Linked DNA regions of Homo sapiens: regions 2 and 3 are each linked to region 1. The links are chromatin contacts, found by Hi-C or POLR2A ChIA-PET in ENCODE. All regions are on one chromosome and are shown on one strand. The core of a region is the stretch at or near the end of the contact, and the rest is flanking DNA. Distances in the headings are between cores, read along the strand shown. Region 1 has its middle 56 kb from the start of MIR31HG. Region 2 holds the start of IFNA1 (interferon alpha 1). Region 3 has its middle 13 kb from the start of MTAP.

Evidence for each region. A loop is a pair of places that touch in the nucleus more often than their neighbours do. ChIA-PET counts read pairs that join two places held with the same protein, here RNA polymerase II (POLR2A). Pooled maps may share reads with other maps.
Region 2: a map of transverse colon shows a loop between it and region 1 (8-fold over the local background). The contact joins the promoter of IFNA1 here to the enhancer-like site in region 1. A Hi-C loop is called at or near these places in 1 of 168 maps with a recorded cell type or tissue (transverse colon). POLR2A ChIA-PET finds 5 or more read pairs at or near these places in 1 of 52 experiments (WTC11).
Region 3: a map of naive thymus-derived CD4-positive, alpha-beta T cell shows a loop between it and region 1 (2.8-fold over the local background). The contact joins two enhancer-like sites. A Hi-C loop is called at or near these places in 1 of 168 maps with a recorded cell type or tissue (naive thymus-derived CD4-positive, alpha-beta T cell) and 5 of 50 pooled maps. POLR2A ChIA-PET finds 5 or more read pairs at or near these places in 2 of 52 experiments (Panc1 and naive thymus-derived CD4-positive, alpha-beta T cell).

The regions. Positions count from the first base shown.
Region 1 is chr9:21,613,659-21,618,091 of GRCh38, forward strand. No RefSeq gene overlaps it. Among named protein-coding and RNA genes, the nearest start is that of MIR31HG, 56 kb to the left of the region's middle. Within about 2 kb of position 2,638, at least 4 of the 41 ENCODE cell types and tissues checked have a DNase peak (open chromatin) inside an H3K27ac peak, as active enhancers do; they include Panc1, where a contact is called at or near this core.
Region 2 is chr9:21,437,781-21,442,213 of GRCh38, forward strand. It overlaps IFNA1 (interferon alpha 1), which reads left to right and starts at 2,659. Exons shown (of 1, transcript NM_024013.3): 1 at 2,659-3,536. The coding sequence starts at 2,728. The coding sequence ends at 3,297.
Region 3 is chr9:21,787,234-21,791,666 of GRCh38, forward strand. No RefSeq gene overlaps it. Among named protein-coding and RNA genes, the nearest start is that of MTAP, 13 kb to the right of the region's middle. Within about 2 kb of position 2,383, at least 5 of the 41 ENCODE cell types and tissues checked have a DNase peak (open chromatin) inside an H3K27ac peak, as active enhancers do; they include Panc1, where a contact is called at or near this core.

The DNA.
Region 1 (4,433 bases), core at 1,388-3,887:
ATAGTTATAGCAATTTAAGAAAGTTTCAATGCAATGTAAATAGACATTTAAAATATGTAGAGAGCACTCTGATTCCCAAATTCATTATGAATGACACATGAACAGTGTAAGGGAAGCTTAATTTCACCTTTTTTTCTTATTTAAGAACTCACACAAATTTCATTACAAATAGAAAAGTCAATATTAAGTTGAATTTTCCATACAAGTAGATTTGTAATGGAAAAAGGAGATAGGCGCAACAAACTAACTCCGTATGAAATTTAGAAGGTTGGTTGGAAAAGCCCGTGGCTAATTTTCAGGAGAGGATCAATTCCATTCTGATTTTAGTGAATGATGTGTAATTATCCTTTTCCTTAGATTTCAATTGAAAATTTCTTTTCTTCTTTAGTTCTTAAATCTGCCTTTAGTTATTTGACACAGTACATTTGAAGTAAACATGTAAAGTATACTCAGGGATAAAAAATATAAATTATTTTCCCCATCATAATTCTGTGAATTTGTGTTCATAGATCTGCATAAATTACATACCTTTCTGAAATTTTCTGATGCAATTTAAAAAACAACCTTCTTTTGAGATACTTCTTTTTCTGATTGTTTCTTATCCAATTTTCATTTTTTCTAATTTTTCCAATGATAGGATTCTTTCATATACATTTTTTTCTTTGTAGACACAGGGTTTTGCTTTGTCATCCTGGACAAAGTGTCATCTTGGAGTGTAGTGGCACAATTATAGCTCACTGCAGCCTCGAACTCCTGGGCTCAAGTGATCCTCCCATCTCAGCCTCTAGAATATATGTAACTACAGGTGCTGGCCACCACACCTGGCTTAATTTTTCCAATGACATCAGAGAAGAGAGAGGAAAAACAGGAAGTGAAACAGACAGACAGACTTGGGAATATACGTAAAGGTTATTGTTTTTGTTGGTTTGTTTGTTTGTCATCAGTGTTAACATCAAAATTGATAAGCCATATCGACAGCATATACCCTTTATGTGACTAGAATAGTGCTCTACCTCTGTGGTCTTTTTTCCAAAAGCACATAATCCCCACCTAATCACAAGAAAACCATCAGCCAAATCTCAGTGAAAGAAGTTCTACAAAATGCCTGACCATAATCCTCAAAACTGCCAAGGTCATTGAAAATTAAGAAAGTCAGGGAAACAGGAGCCTATGGAAAGATGACTATTAAATGTAATGTGGTATCCTGGATGGGAATCTGGAACAGAACAAGAATACCAGGAAAAAAATGAGAACAACTTGATAAAATGTGGACTTTAGTTAATAAAAATTATCAACATTGGTTCATGAATTGTGACAAATTATCTCACATTACCATACTAATGTAAGATCTTAACAATAGGGGAAATTGGATGTGAGTATATGGGAACTCTCTGAGCTATCTTTCAATAATTCTGTTAATCTGAAACTGCTCCAAAATGTACAGTTTATTTTCTATAAGAAGCATATTAGCATCCCTGTATAGAGGAAGAGGAGGGGGAGGGCATTCTAGCAGAAGTTACAGCCTATGCAAAGGCATCCACGATATCACCTAGCCCATGGCTCCTCCCCTTCCATTTTACCTTTGAAGGAATCTAGACCCAGAGTCCTCAATATTCTATTCCTTAGCTCCCCCTATTCCAATGCAAATGGAATCAGTGAAAGAACAATGGAGTTGGGAGATGGAAATCTGGGTTTCAGTTCTGTTTCTCCCACTTCCTAACCATAAGACCTTGAGCAAAGTGCTTATAGTCTTTAAACAGGTTTTTGTTTTGTTTTGTTTTGCTTTTTATAGAACTAACAACTCCTGCTTAATTAGTGAGACTGTTGCAAGGATCAAAAGAGAAAACAGATGTGAAAAAACAAGTGAAAGCTGTGATTATTTTCATTTCCCACATCCTGATTGCTCTATCAATCCCCCTCCCACTCAAACCCCAGTGACAACTTTTAGTTACACTCGTTGGCTCTGCAGGCTCTGGGAAGGAAAGCTTATCTTAAGTTCCCAGACTAAAGGCCCATGTGCCAGGTAGTTGGCTGTTTCTTTGTTGATTAGCCTCAGAGTGATGCTGCAATGGGTAAAATGGTAGCAGGAGCAATGAGGAATAATGAGTTTCATCCTAGGCGTCACTTGTTCGCACCCGCTAGCCTAGGAGATGATTATACTAGAGGGATTTGATGCAAGCATAGGTCAGAAAAACAGAGTTCAAAACACACACACCATCTTTTGCTGCATCAGTTAGTATCTCTATATTTCAGTTTTCTCATCCAAAAAATGTGGATTATATTTTCTACTCTACATACTTCCCATAATACCCTAAATTTATTATAGAAAATACCACATATTAAAATTATCCCCTCACCAGTGTCTCTAAAATAAGATTACAATTTCCCTCATATCATAAAGCAGTTCTTGTTTATAGTTATATACTCAGTATTTGGTATATATTAGATGTTAAACAAATGACTGGTAAATTTAAAATTGGAAATTCTATGTGTCAGATTTCATATCCATGACTAACTCCATTACCTCATATAACCTTTGGAATCACTCGGGGGTGGAGGTAGTGGGGTGAATTAATATGCTCATTTTACAACTCAGGTTCTGAGAAGTGACCAAGTACAGGCTTCCACCCCAGGCCCTGGCTCTTGCAAATCTGAATACCCACGTCTGGAATGCTCTGCTCCCAGACGTCATAGCAGTTCACTCTCTCACCTCTTACAAGTTTTTACAGAAATGTCACTTTCTCCTTGAGGGCTTCTCTAACCAGTCTATGTAAAATTTCAAATCTTATTCTTACCCACAACTCCCTCTTTCAAAGCCTGCTTTATTTTTGTCTATAGCAATTATTATACTCTGATTTCCTAATAGCCTACTTTTAAATTTTGTTTACGATCTGCCTTCCCACTTCCCCTTTACATACACAGAGTCAGAATGTAACCATCATCAGGCCAGGAATTTTTTCCTGTTTTGTTTACAGATGAATCCCCAGGACTTAGAAGAGTGCCTGGCACATTGAATGAATGAATACATGCATGCATGAGTGAATGAATGGGCGTCGAGACCTGGGCTCTATGTTATATTCAGTTCTATCATTTTATATCAAGAGGGTTCTGCACAGTAAATAAGAGATTTTTAAATAAAGTGATCTCATATCTTTGTTGGGTTTTGTTGATATGATTGTTTTATTTATTTTATTTTTATTTTTATTTTTTTTGAGACAGAGTCTCGCTTTGTCACCCAGGCTGGAGTGCAGTGGCGCGATCTCAGCTCACTGCAAGCAAGCTCCGCCTCCCGGGTTCAGCCATTCTCCTGCTTCAGCCTCCCCAGTAGCTGGGACTACAGGCGCCTGCCACCACGCCCGGCTAATTTTTTTGTATTTTCAGTAGAGACGGAGTTTCACTGTGTTAGCCAGGATGGTCTCGATCTCCTGACCTTGTGATCCGCCCGCCTCGGCCTCCCAAAGTGCTAGGATTACAGGAGTGAGCCACCACTCCCGGCCTGTTTTATTTATCTTTTTAATGACACTTAGATTCGTTTGTTAGAGATTAGGAGTACTACTTGGAATTCAAGAAGCTCTTGTAGCCCCTGAATAAAATTTTATCTGTCGAAGCTAAGTCATGGAGAAGGAATTAAAACAGAACCAGAGAAGTTTCTTTATTACATCTTTAAAGAACCACTTGCTTACAAAATTCCATTTATGCTAAGAAAACACACACAGGTACACACACATACACACAGGATGAGAATGATGGGGGCGGAATAATTTTAAATCTCAAAAGATTAATGACAGGGAAGTGGGACCTGAAGTTTCGAAGGATGATTAAAAAAAGAATTATTTTCTACACAGGTATTTCTTCTTTTGACTGTATTAGCTAAAGAATTTTATTTATTTACTTTTGTTCTTTTTTTTTTTTTTTGCAATTTTGTTACATGCATAGATTGCATGTTGGTCAAGCCAGGCTTTTTAGGGTATTCAGCACCTGAATAACATACATTGTACCCATTAACTAATTTCTTATTCTGAACACTCAACTTGTGTTTGGTATTCTAAAATAAAAATAAGTAAGCCTTGGAGAACCAAATAAATTGTTAGCTATAAAAGTATCCTTATGAAATAATTTATGTTCCTTTTTAATGACTTTTCACTCTAATATTTCTTAGAAGTGCTCTTGTAAATGTCTAATGTATCCACAGGCTGTCGTCTTATTGGTCAAGGCAAAGTAACGACTTTGCCTATTTTACGCTTGTCTGTAGTACTTCAAAATTACCTTTTCATATCCATGAACTTGAGTCAATTCTGGAGGATTTTAAAGAATTTGGTGCATTTAAATATACCATTCAATTAAATTGCTTGAGTTTTTGTTTGTGTATCTATGTTCCTGAAGGTGATTCTATTTAAATTATTAAATTGCTGTAACAAATTTTTTAAAACTTA
Region 2 (4,433 bases), core at 1,409-3,908, 180 kb before region 1:
AGAAAAAAGTCTTGACAATATTTAGGTGACTAGCAGCTAGTGAAGTTAAAAAATTTCACACATGCAACAAAATTAAAAGTTAAGTACAACCCTGCCACAGAGGCCGGGAGAGGCGACTGGCCCTTTGTTGGTCTGTGAGAAATCAAACTTCCAACATGACAAGCAGGAAGCCTGCGGTTAAGGGAGTCAGCGTGTCACAAATACAAGCACCTGGGGTCTTCCAAGAGCATCATACCTCCTCCAGCCCCTGGAGCCACCTGCTTTCCTAACTGGCTGTGGGAAATGGCCTGAGGTCCCAGATGCTGCCACTGTGCTGCTGCCTTCCACTCTCTCCAAGCAGAGCGCAAGTTCAGCCACCTTTGAAAGACACCCACCCCCTGGCCTGGGGATGCACAAGTTCAGAGCTTTGCAGGGAGTAACCATGGGTTATGGCTTCATGAAAATGTCCTACTCACCAGTGCCTTTTTCGCAGATGTGGATGTGGAGGCATGAGGGAGGGTAATTATTGGATTACCAAGGTGCTGCTAAGAGCAGAGGAGGAAACCCCTATTCCCAGTCATATGTCTGGTGTGACATTTCACTAACCCATTTAAGTGCACAGGCCTCCAAATATCTACCTAATGAGTATGATGGTTTGGGCATTTTACACTTAAAATCACTGGCCTCATGTCAACTGAAGCCTGACTGGCCAGTGTCTCAAAGTCACAGATGATGACCTGATCCCTCAGGAACAGATGGTGTTTCAGCTTTGTGGGAGTGACTGTCAAGGTATGGAGCACTTAGGTGGTCTTTGAAACCTGTCAGGTTTCACATCTCTGCTTTGAGTGAAAAGCTCATCACCCACAGTAGTGAGGAATGTGCCTATACTTGCTGGGGCTGATCTGTTGAAACTTTATGTGTAGACAATGGAAACATCCAGGAGCATTTCTGCTTTCATGTAGCCTCTTAATAATTGATGTCCCTGAAGTCCTGTGTCCTCAGGGACAGTTCCTCTGATTCCTGGATTGTACCAGCTTTCATGATGTTAAATCTAATCTGTAAAACTCTGAGCATTAATCTCCATGAAAATAAGACCTTGTTCTTTCTCATTTAAATGCCCCTTTTTTTTCTTGTCTAATATTCTGAGTAGGATTTCCAGTACTGTGTTGAAAGAAGTAGTGAGAGTGGGCATCCTTATCTTATAATAAATCTCAGAAAAAAGATTCCAACATTTCACCACTGACTATAGTGTTAGCTAATGGCTTATCTTATAGCTAATAAGGAATGTGTCTCTTTATTCTGAGGTATATTCTTTATATACCTAATTTGTTATAAATTGTATTAGAGATGGATTTTAAATTTTGTCAAAATAATTTTAGGCATGCATAAAAATAGTTATGATTTTTAATCTTTTATTGTGTAAATAAGGAGTATGGCATTTATTGATTCCAACATATTAAAATATTCTTGCATCCCAGGAATAAATCAAGCTTGATCATAATAAATGATCCTTTTATAGTGCTTTTGAATTTCATTTGCAACTACTTTGTGGATGATTTTGCATCTGTGTTCATCAGGAATATTGGCTGTAATTTTTTTTTTTCTTGTAATGTCCATCTCTGGCTTAGGTATCAAGGTAATGCTGGCTTCATAAAATGAGTTTGGGAGTATTCCTCCTTAATTTTTTCAAAGATTTGGTTCTGTTTAAATGTTTGGTGAAATTCAGGAGTAATCAGATCTAAAAAAACGTAAGAACACTAAAAATAAATGATAAAAATATTTTAAAGTTTTAAGTGTTTATCACTTTCAAATAATTTTTAAGTATTCATTACTTAGAAAATGTTTATCTATAAACATTAGAAAATGTTTATAATTTGTTAATTTGCTTATGTAATTTGATACACTACAATTTATTTGTTTGTTTGTTTTTTGAAACAGAGTCTCACTCTGACACCCAGGCTGGAGTGCAGTGGCACAATCTCGGCTCACTGCAACCTCCACCTCATGAGTTCAAGGAATTCCCTGCCTCGGCCTCCTGAGTAGCTGGGATTACAGGTGCACACAACCATGCCTAGCTAATTTTTTTTTTGTTTTTTTTTTGTTTTTTTCGTTGAGATGGGGTTTCACCGTCTTGGCCAGGCTGGTCTTGAACTCCTGACCTCGTGATCCACCCACCTCGGACTCCCAAAGTGCTGGGATTACAGGCGTGAGCCACCTCGCCAGGCCTACAGTACAATTTATATCAGTAAATAAATTACGTTGAAGTCCATAAGCAAATTTAGTTATAAAGTTAAGAAAAATTTGAATAGATTTTAAATTTAACTTTTAGCTTAAATTTTTCATTTGGTTATTTTTAAACCTGCATTGAATACAAAGATTAAACTTTGTACTTTTTGATTATAGAGATATACATATAGTATATAAATAGATACATATTGTATCTGTGTTATTAAATTTTCACGGTGGGTTCAATTAGGAAAAAGATATCTAAAAAGTCTCTGGGAACAAGATGGGGAAGACAATAATGAAAAACAAAACATTTGAGAAACACGGCTCTAAACTCATGTAAAGAGTGCATGAAGGAAAGCAAAAACAGAAATGGAAAGTGGCCCAGAAGCATTAAGAAAGTGGAAATCAGTATGTTCCCTATTTAAGGCATTTGCAGGAAGCAAGGCCTTCAGAGAACCTAGAGCCCAAGGTTCAGAGTCACCCATCTCAGCAAGCCCAGAAGTATCTGCAATATCTACGATGGCCTCGCCCTTTGCTTTACTGATGGTCCTGGTGGTGCTCAGCTGCAAGTCAAGCTGCTCTCTGGGCTGTGATCTCCCTGAGACCCACAGCCTGGATAACAGGAGGACCTTGATGCTCCTGGCACAAATGAGCAGAATCTCTCCTTCCTCCTGTCTGATGGACAGACATGACTTTGGATTTCCCCAGGAGGAGTTTGATGGCAACCAGTTCCAGAAGGCTCCAGCCATCTCTGTCCTCCATGAGCTGATCCAGCAGATCTTCAACCTCTTTACCACAAAAGATTCATCTGCTGCTTGGGATGAGGACCTCCTAGACAAATTCTGCACCGAACTCTACCAGCAGCTGAATGACTTGGAAGCCTGTGTGATGCAGGAGGAGAGGGTGGGAGAAACTCCCCTGATGAATGCGGACTCCATCTTGGCTGTGAAGAAATACTTCCGAAGAATCACTCTCTATCTGACAGAGAAGAAATACAGCCCTTGTGCCTGGGAGGTTGTCAGAGCAGAAATCATGAGATCCCTCTCTTTATCAACAAACTTGCAAGAAAGATTAAGGAGGAAGGAATAACATCTGGTCCAACATGAAAACAATTCTTATTGACTCATACACCAGGTCACGCTTTCATGAATTCTGTCATTTCAAAGACTCTCACCCCTGCTATAACTATGACCATGCTGATAAACTGATTTATCTATTTAAATATTTATTTAACTATTCATAAGATTTAAATTATTTTTGTTCATATAACGTCATGTGCACCTTTACACTGTGGTTAGTGTAATAAAACATGTTCCTTATATTTACTCAATCCATTATTTTGTGTTGTTCATTAAACTTTTACTATAGGAACTTCCTGTATGTGTTCATTCTTTAATATGAAATTCCTAGCCTGACTGTGCAACCTGATTAGAGAATAAAGGGTATATTTTATTTGCTTATCATTATTATATGTAAGATGTAAGTAAAAATGACCTTTCTCTAAACCAGGTTGTATGTTGTACTCAAGATATAAAGCTGAATACAATAAATCTACTTCCTACTCTCTTGCATATTTGGTTTTTGTATGGAATAAAACTAAAGATGGTAATCATACTTAATATCAGTTATCCTAAATACTATGAGAAGAAGGAGCAACTAATGATTTCTCTCAGCAGCGGGTAAACTGAGACAGGTGAGGAAATAAAAATAAACAGATATCCTCAAAAGTTGACTGGTAAACATCTAGTAGAAAATGTCTATTGCCAGTTGGATATATGAGTTTGCAACTTACAAGGAATGCAGTTGCTGGGGGTTCATACATGGCAAGCAAAATCCCAGAAATGGAAGTGCTCATGTGTGGAGAGAGTGTAGACAGAGAAAAGGACTTAAGCAGGATTTTGAGGACCTTCCACCTTTAAAGTGAGGGAAGAGAAGAGACACAGAGGAACCAGAGGTGGTGTCCCTTATATTAGACTAACAACAAGAGAGATTGGTGATTAATATGGTTTGGATCTGTGTCCCTGCCCAAATCTCATGTGGAATTGCAATCCCCAGTGTTGGAGGTAGGGCCTGGTGCGGGGTGACTGGGTCATGGCTATTTCTCATGGTTTAACACCATCCCCTTTGGTGCTGTCATGGTGATAGTGAGCCCTCCTGAGATCTAGTTGTTTAAAAGTGTGTGGCACCTACCCCTACCCTTCCTCTTGCTCTCGCTTTACCTTCCT
Region 3 (4,433 bases), core at 1,133-3,632, 170 kb after region 1:
GTAGAATAATATCAGAAGTCTTTAGGGTGCTATGTAAAGGTCAGAAACACCAATGCTCGTGGGACTAGAGGCAAGGCTGGGACTGAATGTGAGACGAAGAGGCCAGGGACAAACTGGGCAGTGCGCATGTCATCCACTGATACTGTGTTGGAATTAGAGAATGATATTGGAAGACACTCCAAATTTTCTAGAAAGCTTGGAAATCCCTATTTTTTCATGTAGAGGTTTCTAAGTTGTAAATGTTGACAGCTTATTTTTTAAAAATACTAGCCATGCACGGTGGCACATGTCTGTAATTCCAGCTACCTGGGAGGTTGACGTAGGAAGGTTCCCAGAGCCCAGGAGTTTGAGGTCCCCCTGGGTAATACAGTGAGACCTTGCCTCTAATAAATAAATAAATAAATAAATAAATAATGAATGAATGAGCGAAACAAACCTCATCTAATTTCCAAATTAACCCTTGGATTCCTGTTTCCAATGCTAGACTCTGACCTATGTCCGCCCGAAAGGCTTCATCTCTCACTCTGCCCCCTTATACTCACACCCTGTGCTCTAACCACATTCCAAGAACGGCAGCTCTTTGAATGTACCACACTGGTTCCTACTTTGGTGCCCTTCAACACATGTTGCCCAGCCCTGCCTTCACTACATGTCCAAAAGCCCTTCCTTGTTCCCTTTTCTTGCCTGCAAATACATATTGCACAGTTCAGCTCAAGGGCCTTTCTTCAAGGCATCCCTCACCCCTACCCAGGCCAAACTCACCATACCCTACCTTGTCACCCCCTATCCCAAAACTGTATATAACGTCCTTATTATATCTATAACATTTGGCTCTTATTTATTTTCTTTACTCCTCCTAAAAGACTCTAAGTTCCCCAAAGGCAGAGACAGTATCTTTTCAATCTCTATTCTCAGCACCTCATGCAGTAGCTAGTATACCATCATCATCATCATCATAATTAACACATTCAGTACTTACCATGTTCCAAGTGCTTTACAAGTATTAACTTGAACTCTCACACAAACCCTGGATAATCACCCTAATTTTACAGATGAAGAAACTGAAGCTGAGTGTCATAAGCTTCAACACCAAATAGTGTAGAGTCAGAGAGTATGGGTCTAGACCTTGCTTCTCTATCATGTTTTCTCCCATATGGCACAGTGGTTTTGTTTTGTTTTGTTTTTTTGTGTGGAAATAAAATTAAACCTAAGGTTCATTTCCTAGTAGTTGATCACTTCAGTATTTCCAATCTCTTTCTTATGTATCTTTCAGTTGCTAATAAAATAGAAAGCTCAGAGATAGTTTTGCCAAGAAGAATTTTATTAAAATACTGCCACTTAAGGACTCTAATCCCACCCAGCCCTCCTGAATTCATCTGGTCTTGATTCAGCCTTGGTGAAAACAGGGTGCAGTCTGACCTACCGATAACCCCATTAAGCAGTTTCTTTTGATGCAAACAGCAATTTAAGCAAATATGCCCTTTTGTTTTCTCTAGAGCTCTTTCTTATCGTAGTAATATCCAAGCTGAGCTTCATGTGGGAAATCAAAGAGCCAAAGACAGGGACTTTTCATTATACACAGAAATCCGACGGAATGCTTTTTATTCCCATTCAAGCAGTTACTACTTATCTGCGTGACTAAGGTATGGAAGATCTAAAAAGAAACTAAGTGCTAGTCTGGCCTCTACTCCTTCACCCAGATGGAAGTTTCACAAGCACGTTTAAAGCTTCGGGTCAAGTGCTGTCACTCTCAAAAACCAGTGGGTCTGCATTTTCCTTTGCACTACAAGTACTCTAACTACAGACATTGTTCCGGTTTTTATCTGATTATAAGTATCCAACTAAAGTAGTTAAATGTTTAGAAAAGGTAAATAACTGATAGTGCATAAGGGAACCTGAAGTACTCTGTTGACACTTAAATTATATAGCCAAGGACAATGGAGGAAATCATTTAGTGCTATTAATCAGTAATCTAACAGTATTGTGTCTGTGTGCAACTGTCTTTCTTTTGGCTAATATCTGTGAATTAATTGGTCATTGAAAAATCTGATAAAGGAATATTCTAAAAGTACACAGTGAAATCCAAATTATTTCTATCAATTACAGCTCACCTTTTCTGAGGCTTAAACTTGACATGTAAAAACATTTTAGTTATCTGTTTCAAAATGAACAATATACCTCTGGTTAAAATTCTACCTTTTAAAAATTAAGGTATTTGAGACCTACAGGGATTAATTCTCTACTTAATATTTACTTTACTTTAGTAGTTTTTCTACAGAAAGTTTGTGAAAGATTTCATCCCCTATATATGTTTCTTTATCCTCCAAAATCTGGTCCTACAACTGTACTCCTTGACCCATAAGGTCAAGTGGTGCCATCTGCTGGTCATAAGAAGTGGTGTCATCTGCTGGTCATTGGTATATAACTATGAGAAAAACCACGTGCACTGTTGTAGAAGCAACTTAAGTAAACTGCAGTAGAGTACACTTACCACTTTAGAATTAACCTTTAAGTTATAACTTCTCTCTTTCCCTTCCCCCTTTCTCTCTCGCACTTTCTCTTATGAAGCCAATATGACTCAAGTTTTAGACTATTTTAAAAGGCAGGTTTGAGAAAAAAAAAAAAGAAAGCAAACTTTTGATGCCCCCTGGTGTTCAGGTTCCTTAGCATTTCTGAACTTCCTCTTTTGCTAAAACTAAAACCATAATAATGTGTTCTTCATTCATTCATTCATTTAGTCATTCACTTATTCATTCATCTAATGAACATAACTATATCATGAACCTATGAATTACACTCTATTTGAGATAACTGGATACCAAATTGTGGCCAACATGACAAGGAAAGAAAAATGAAGAATCTCAAGACAAAATTCAATTGAAATCTGTTTTGAAGTGTCCTTTGAGTTTGTCAGTTCAGTTGTAGCAAATCTGTGATGGCTGCCCTTATAAGTAACCTGAGGAAGAGAGGAAAAGAGGGTAGAAGGTGAAGGGAAGAGAGGGGAGGAGGGAGAGGATGGGCTGGATCAGTGAACATAATATAATCCACTCATGACACACAGAACAGACAACTTGTTGCTTCCTCTTTAAGTGCATTATAAACTAACACTTTTTTTTTTTTTTTTGAGATGGAGTTTTGCTCTTGTTGCCCAGGCTGGAATGCAATGGCCCAATTTCAGCTCACTGCAACCTCCGCCTCCCGTGTTCAAGCGATTCTACTGCCTCAGCCCCCCAAGTAGCTGCGATTACGGGCATGCGCCACCATGCCCAGCTAATTTTTGTATTTTTTAGTAGAGACGGGGTTTCTCCATGTTGGTCAGGCTGGTCTCGAGCTCCCAACCTCAGGTGATCCACCTGCCTCGGCCTCCCAAAGTGCTGGGATTACAGGCGGAAGCCACCGTGCCCGGCCGACACTTTTAAATAAAGAGATAAATGAGCTTGATGGGAATATATTACTTTACGAGCAAGATTTGTGTCTAATGCTTTAACTTAATTGTGGCAATTATTGTCAGATGGTCTAGGAAAAAATTGTGTATCTGGTACATGACTTTTGGGGAGCTCTAGGAAGCCCTCAGCAACATCATATTTCCCTTTGCACACCTCTGCTCCAGAGATATTTTCACAGTTGGATAAGATGCTTCTTAGATGATCACCAATACTCCATGCCTACTCATCAGTCCAGCCACTTGAAACAATCACCAGTACAACAGGACCGCCATATCTCCATGATATGAAATGAAGAGCTCATCCACGTGCCAGGAAGGTGGTGCACCCCAGCTGAATGGGAACAGAAGTTCCTGTGCTCAGGACCCTTCTAGACTTCACTTTATGTATCTTTTTATCTGGATATTTATTCATATCCTTTCAAATACCCTTCATAATAAATCAGTAAACGTGTTTCCCTGAGTTCTGTGAGCCACTCCAGCAAATTAATCGAACCCAAAGGTGGGGGGAGGAGGTTCACGGGAACCCCAATTTGAAGCCAGTCAGTCCGAAGTTCCAGAAGCCTGGACTTGCAACCGGGGGGAAGGAGGGGATGGGCTTGTGGGAGTAAGCTCCTAACCTGTGGGATCTGATGATTTATCTGGGTAGATAGTTGGAATTAAATTAGAGGACACCCAGCTGGGTCCTCCTGCAGAATTGACTGCTTGCTTGCTGGAGGGGGAAAATAAACACATATTTTTGGATCACAGAAGTCTCCTGTGTTGATTGTTATGGTGTGAGAGCACAGGAAAAATGGTTTGAGAGTTTTTCCTAAACAACATGATATACACGTACCAAAATATCACTGTATCCCACAATACATACAATTATTTTGTGCCAACTAAAAATAAAAGGAAAAACAAGAATTTAAAAATCCTAGCATGGTACTGGCATAAAAGCAGACATATAGAACAGTGGAACCCAACAGAAATTTCAGAAATAAACTCCTAT